Linked DNA regions of Homo sapiens: region 1 is linked to region 2. The links are chromatin contacts, found by Hi-C or POLR2A ChIA-PET in ENCODE. All regions are on one chromosome and are shown on one strand. The core of a region is the stretch at or near the end of the contact, and the rest is flanking DNA. Distances in the headings are between cores, read along the strand shown.

The links. Hi-C counts contacts between places; a loop is a spot of excess contacts on that map. ChIA-PET counts read pairs that join two places held with the same protein, here RNA polymerase II (POLR2A). Pooled maps may share reads with other maps.
Region 1: a map of posterior vena cava shows a loop between it and region 2 (22-fold over the local background). The contact joins the enhancer-like site here to the promoter of KCMF1 in region 2. A Hi-C loop is called at or near these places in 1 of 168 maps with a recorded cell type or tissue (posterior vena cava) and 3 of 50 pooled maps. POLR2A ChIA-PET finds 5 or more read pairs at or near these places in 1 of 52 experiments (A673).

What each region holds. Positions count from the first base shown.
Region 1 is chr2:86,034,988-86,038,144 of GRCh38, reverse strand. All of the region lies in intron 27 of POLR1A (RNA polymerase I subunit A), which reads left to right. Among named protein-coding and RNA genes, the nearest start is that of POLR1A, 69 kb to the left of the region's middle. RefSeq lists a silencer at 1,447-1,496 and an enhancer at 2,167-2,226. Within about 2 kb of position 1,569, at least 36 of the 41 ENCODE cell types and tissues checked have a DNase peak (open chromatin) inside an H3K27ac peak, as active enhancers do; they include A673, where a contact is called at or near this core.
Region 2 is chr2:84,969,215-84,972,546 of GRCh38, reverse strand. KCMF1 (potassium channel modulatory factor 1) reads right to left here and starts at 1,386. Exons shown (of 7, transcript NM_020122.5): 1 at 1,080-1,386. The coding sequence starts at 1,095. RefSeq lists silencers at 512-1,601, 1,632-1,881 and an enhancer at 2,380-2,459.

The DNA.
Region 1 (3,157 bases), core at 320-2,819, 1.1 Mb before region 2:
CAAGTTCAAGTTACTGTTAGATATTTGAAAAGCAGAGGCCACAATGCTGAGTTCCGGGGAGCAGGAGGATGGGCTTTTTGGGGACTGGGGCAAGACTGGAAGAGCCCACGAAGCATTTTTGACTCACCAGCTAACCCTAGACGGTGAAGTGTGAACACAAAAAGGCTGCATAGCCCAGCAGGTGACAGGCCAGTGAAGCAGGCTTGGAGGCCCCCGGCAGACTGAAGAGTGTGGAACCTGTCTCAAGGGGCACCTGTTACTATGCAGGAATGGAGGCCCGGGGGGCCACATCTTTTGATTTAAAAAGAAAGAAAACAAGCTTCCCACCCCCTACGTTTTTTTCTTTCTTGGGTCACTTGTTTACTTGCCTTTGCTTTTATATAATTGAGGTCTCCTGACTTTTAAACATCAGCAACTAATTCATGTGTTTTTAAAAGCCCAGTAAGGCCCAGATGGTTCTCATCTGTTGCAGGATCTGGCCACAGGCCACTGACCACTGCCTCTAATCTAGACCAGTTCTTGGTCTTCTGGGAGCTGCTCAGATAGAGAAGCAATGACAGAGCAGAAGCAGAAAGCTCCCTGCACTCAGCCATCCCACAAACACATACTGAGCCATGCCCATTCGTCGCTGAGTCACGGGGGCAGGCGTGGGCAACACAGTACGACTTTTCTGCCCTCAGCCCTCTGCCCTCTCACCTTATGGGGCCTGGCCTCGAGCCAGCCCTCTGTGCAGGTGGCATTTGGGATGGTGGGTCTTGGGGTGGAGGAGCTTGGATGTGAACTCAGTCCTTTGGACGGGGGTCACTGGCCAGGTGCTTCCTGCCCCAGTTCACGAGCCCTGGGTGAAGTTGTTGTTGGCTGGGCCTCAGGAGCACCTGCGTTGGTGCCAGCCTGGGCTGAGAACATTCCTTCTGTCGAGTGGTCCTCTGTGCTATCTGGGCACTGGGCAGAGTGGCAGGGGAGTGCTGTGTGCACCCGCCTGCCAGCTCCTTAATTAACAGCGAGGAACATAACTACCAAGTGCAGGGGGCGTTTGTGCTGGCCTGGCAGTGGTTTTCTGGGAAATGGGAATTCAGATTTCATGGCCTCTAGAGAATAACTAAGGGTGGACGGAGTTAGATGTTTTGCCCCAGTTCTGTTCACAGGAGGCCCAGGCCAGCCCAGCAGGTAGGTCGGCATGAGGCTGGCGCCAGCCCATGCTGGGGTTCTTTTTACTTATATTACCTCATGGAATTGAAAATAGGAAATCACTTTTTAAGACTTCTTCCTGATGAGGGACAGCCCTGGCTTGTTCCCAGCCGTGAAGTACTTTTTCAACTCCTCCCTGTGTTTTGCTTGTGAACTTGAAAATCTGTGATAAATAAAGCCATGCGCAGTAGCTTTTGGTGGAGGTGGCCTCAAGGACTCAGCAGAATGGGGCTGAGGGGTTAGGCAGAGCTAAAAGATGGGGCAGTGGATGAGCTGGGTGCGGTCTGGACTCCCTTTGTCAGGCCCCAGGCAGCAGAGCAGCTGTGTTCAGGCCTCTGGCCGCCCACAGGAAATGGGAGGAAGTGTGAGTGCACTTTCAAAAGAGCAGCCAACCCCCAAGAAGCTTTTTCTCCTTCCTTTCTCCCATCCCTCCCCCTTCCTTCCTCTCTGCCACCCTCTTTTTCTTTCTCTTTGCCCCCACCCTCCCTTCTCCCAGCTGTGGAGTCATGAGACCCTTGACAGAGCCTGGAGAAAAACAGCACGAGACAGATGGTTCCCTAGGTAGAGATATACAAGCGTAGAAGGCCCCCCAGATCTCTGCACTGGCACCCATCACATGGGCTGTTTGTGTAAATTGTCTGGCAGGTGGCAGGGGAGATGAAGTGGAAAGAGCACTGAGCTAGGAGTTAGGGGCTGTAAGTTTTGGCCTCCGGTCCCCAGCCATGAAAAGACCCAGCTGACAGTCTGTAATTGTAGCTTCTGTGAATCTGACTTTCCAAACAGCAGGTGGTGGAGCTGTTGCCAGGCGCGTTCAGAAACCGCCAGGGGTCATGTGCTCTGTTTGTAATTATTTACGTGGGACGGGAGGCTTCTCTGCCCCTGCCCCTCCTGTTCCCTTTCTGTTGCTACATTCAGGTGAGCTGCACAACCTTGAGAAGGCAGTCACTGTGGGCCGTTAGTTCCCCTGCTCTTGGCAAAACCATAGAAGGGCAAATTGCACCTCCAGGAAAACTGGCACACTGGTCACATGCCTACCACTTACTCACCAGCCATTCATTCTGCCTTCTCACCTCCTTCCCTCCTACGTTCTCCACAAGTCCTGGTCACCAAAAGAGGCAGGGAAGGCAGAAGGCATCCCCAACTGGGGGAATCAGGGAGGGCTTCTTGGAGGAGTTACAGCTGCTGAGGCCTGGCCTTGAAGGATGAGTACAGCTTCAGTAGGTAGATATTGGCCAGGGAAGTTACTGGCAGAGTGAGCCGCTCAAGCAAAGGCCCAAAGGGTGCACAGGGTGGAGGGAGCAGATGGGCAGTTAGAGTTGAGGCCAGATGTGAAATGCTGGGGGCAAAAGCATCAGAGCCGTGACATTGCCACAAGTTGAGACAGGCTGGGGCGCCCAGCTGAGGGAAGCAGCCCTGTGTGTGGCAGCAGCTGAGCCCCGCACCCCCACTCCGCCTCATTCCATCTCCTCTGCTCTGCACAGTAGCCTCGGGTGCAGAGTGAGAGTGATCCCATGTTGCAGATGAGATCAAGGCCCTCCTCTCCAGTCTGTGGCAGGTCAGGACTTTAACCTGAACCTGTCCTTACAGAAACATCTCTCCCACCCCCTCTTTCCAGTGGGATTGTATCTTTCTAAAGTCAAGCCCGGCCTTCTCTCATCTGGCTATCCTGTTCCTGTCCCCAGTGCCTGGTAAACAAGCTCTTCTCTGGATTAATGGATGAGGGGGCTTTTTTTTCTGCCAAGGGCAAACCACGTACACCTTTAAAAAGTTAAAAAATAATATTGGGGTCTGGGTGCAGTGGCTTACCCTTGTAATTCCAGCACTTTGGGAGGCCAAGGCAGGTGGATCACCTGAGGTCAGGAGTCCACAATCAGCCTGGCCAACATGGTGAAACCCCGTTTCTACTAAAAATAGAAAAATTAGTCGGGCATGGTGGTGCATGCCTGTAATCCCAGCTACTCAGAAGGCT
Region 2 (3,332 bases), core at 137-2,636:
CAATCTTGTATTAACCTTAGCAGGACAAACTTTTCGCCAAGACTCTTAACACTTTTTATCCAAAAACCTGTAGTAGTGAAACAAAGAAAACACAACCCCCTCCTCCTTTTCTAAACCATATGGCAATAAATTAAAGTTAACTTATTTCTTACCAGCTCAAAGCCTATACATCGACCCTAAACATTTGTCTCTTTGTGCCCTGGGACTGGGCTTAGAGCTGTCTGCTTATTTGCAACTGTACTCCAATCGTGTTTTAAAATGGCAAAACAAGGTCCAAAACGACCCCCGACCATGAACAGACCTCACCATCGTCATTTTCCAAAACCTGGTCTGGTAGGCAGCACATGCCGGCGAGGGCACCAGGGCCGCGGGGAGCGAGCCCTGCTCCGCCTGGGTGACTGAGCAGGGAGTTTGCTTGCTGCGGCGGGGTCGGATCCACCCCGGGAACTTGGTTACCCGAGCCCAGGGACGCGCCGAGGCCTAGCCGCGAGGCCGGGGCGGGCTCCAGGCGGCGAGGGCTTCCCGTCCCTTGGCCGCAGAGCCTTCCCGCCAGCCCCGCGGTCGCCCGCAGGCGGGGACACTCGCCGTCGTCTCCCGGCGACCGGACGCGCCTGCCGGGTCCCGGGCCGGCTCTTTTGCCTCCTGCTGCCGCCCGCGGCCCGGCTCTGCGACCACACCGGGCTCTTCCGGGGCGGCGGGAGCGCTAGGCCGCGCTGGGGCCCGCGGCTCCTGAACCGGCCGGGCGGGCCTTGGCGTCCGGTATCAGTCCCGAAGGCCGAGCTCCCGCCGGTAACGGGCCCCGCCGCCTCCCCTCCCCCTCCGCCCCATGACAGTGCAAACCCTCCGGCCGCCCGGGCCGCCCCGCCTCCAGCACCAGGCCCAGCTAAGGGCCGCGGCCGTGGCGGCAGCGGCGCCGCGGCTCTCCGCCCTCGCTCGCTCGCTCCCGGGTCCAGCGCCTCGGGCCCGGCTCGGGCTCGGCCAAAGTCTCCGCCGCTTCCCGGCCGCCCTCCGCCGCGCCCGGCCCGGGCGGGGTAGGCCGAGGCCCGGGAGGTGCGGGTGGGGGCGGGGGCTCCTCTCACCTTCATGTCGGGACATCCTAGTTCAGACGGTGGCGGCGCGGCCCCTCCCGGGCTCCGGCTGCAGTGTCCCCCGCGGGGTCCCGGCGCTGCCCGCGCCGGCCGGCCGACTCCCACTCGACTCCCGGGCTCGGCCGCGGGGGCGGGGTGGGCAGGGGAGCGCTCCCGCGGCGGCGGCGGCGGCGGCGGCGGGGAGGCGGCGCGGGGCGGGAATGGGGCCGGGCCTGGTCGGGGCTGAGCTCCTCCAGGAGGCGGGTCCGACGCCGCAGCTCCGCCGGCGCCCGCCGTGACTCCGGTCACTCTCGGGCCTGCCGGCTCCCGGCAGCGGCGCGGCGCTCCGCAAATCCCGCTCCTCCCCTCCCCCGGCCCACCCCCCGCCCCTCTCCCCCGGCTCCCGGCCGCCGCCTCCTCCTCCTCCTCTTCCTCCTCCTCCGCCTCCTTCCGCCGCCCGCACGCCAGCCCCGCCTCTCGCTGCCCTCGCCGGGCCCAGCCGCCCGGAGGCCCCGCGGCCGGCGGTCGCGACGGGGGCGACGCGGCGACGGCGGCTCGGGGCGCGGCGCTTGCCCGCGCTAGCCAGCAGGCCGCGATCGGGCGCCCGTGCCCAGCCTCGGCCTGGCCGCCGCCGCCGCCGCCGCGCCGCGCGTAGGGAGGAAGAGGAAATGCCCGGCGCCGGCTCCCGCTGCTCACCGGCGCGGCCCGAGGGGCGCCCGCCCGCCACGCCGCCCCTAGCCCCGCCTGGGGCGGGCCTAGGCCGGGCTATAGGGGCCAGGGCCTTGGGCTGCGCCGGCCGCGGGAGGTGGGTGCTTCTCGGCGGCGAGCTGCGACTCGGAGAGACTCCTGTCCGCAGGTGCATGGCTTCCGGGCGGGCCTCGGGCAGCGAGCTCCAGCCCCACTGAGAGGCCGCGGACCGCCTGGGGACTTGTGTTTGTGTGTATTTTAAGCCAACAGCCCAGAAAGGGAAGGCGACTGGCCCCCGGTCTTCGCCAGTGTTTCCCGGCCGGGTTACTGGTGGTCAGGAGGGAAGCCAGGAGGCTGCCGGGCTCCGAGGCCGATTCCTTGCGAACCATCTCCGTTAAAGACTCCGCGCCGGGCAGCCCGGGAGTCCGGCGGTACCCGCGCAAACTTTGTCCCAGCGCCTTGGCTCACCGTGAATGCCCTGCCTTGAAAATTTGGAGTTTTTTGTTTCCTGAAAGTGGTCTGCTTTTCCGATTTTATCTGTGTTTTCCATTTTTACCTTCTTATTGTCAATTTGTTTTCAGGCATTATTAATTCAACAAATCTTTGTACTGCCCCTTACCACGTGTCGATGGTTCCGTGGTTTGGTGGAAATAGATCGCGCTTTGAAGTCAAGACGGATCGGCCATGGAATTTTGGCTCTGAGATCCTCTGTGTAACCGTGGATGAGCTACAAGGCCTGCTGAGCCTCCATTTGTCTGGTTTTTGTGGTTGTTTTAATTTATCTTTTTCCATTTGAAGTTGTGGGTTTTGCATAAAATTGAACTGTTACCAGGCTAAGTCAACTGAAATTGGAATCTGGGGTACTGCTTGCTTTGAGGTTACTCTTATACTGTCCACCATTTGCTGGCTGTGTGATCTCTAAACCTCTCTGTGCCCTGACTTTTCTATCTTTAAAATGGACGTAACAACAGAGGTTTAATAATAAGAGGTTTGGAGGTTAAGTGCTAAAATGCATATAAAATACCTAGCACAGGACACAGTAAAAAGATTGTTACCGTATTTCATTGAATCTGGTTTTAAGACACTTCCTGATTTCAAAGAAACTAAAAGCTCATCTTGAAGTCCAGGAAGTAGGTTTTGGGTCACTCAGAACTCCCAAGGGACTGTATTTGGTAGTAACTAGTGATAAACAAACTGGAGTTTAAATGAGGACTTTGTCACCAGAGATATTTTTATTGCCTGTATGGAGCTCCTGCACAAATTTATTCCATTTCTCTTGTAGAAAGAGATCCAACCTGGCCGTAAATGGGGTGTGGTGGAGTAGAAAGAAGGGTATTAAGTAAAGCTCTGTGTCGATGCCTTTCTGAGCATTTTACGGTGTTGGCATATGTGATCCTGGGTATCAGGAGCCTCAATTTCTTGGGCTGTAAAAATGGGGAGAACAACGCTGATCCCATTGTCTCCTGATGGGTAAGTGATGTCTATAAATAAATTGTATAGAGATTAAGGCATTATCAGTGCTGTAGTCTGATAAAATGGTGGAGCAGATAGGAAAGCCTACAACAGTACTGAACTGCA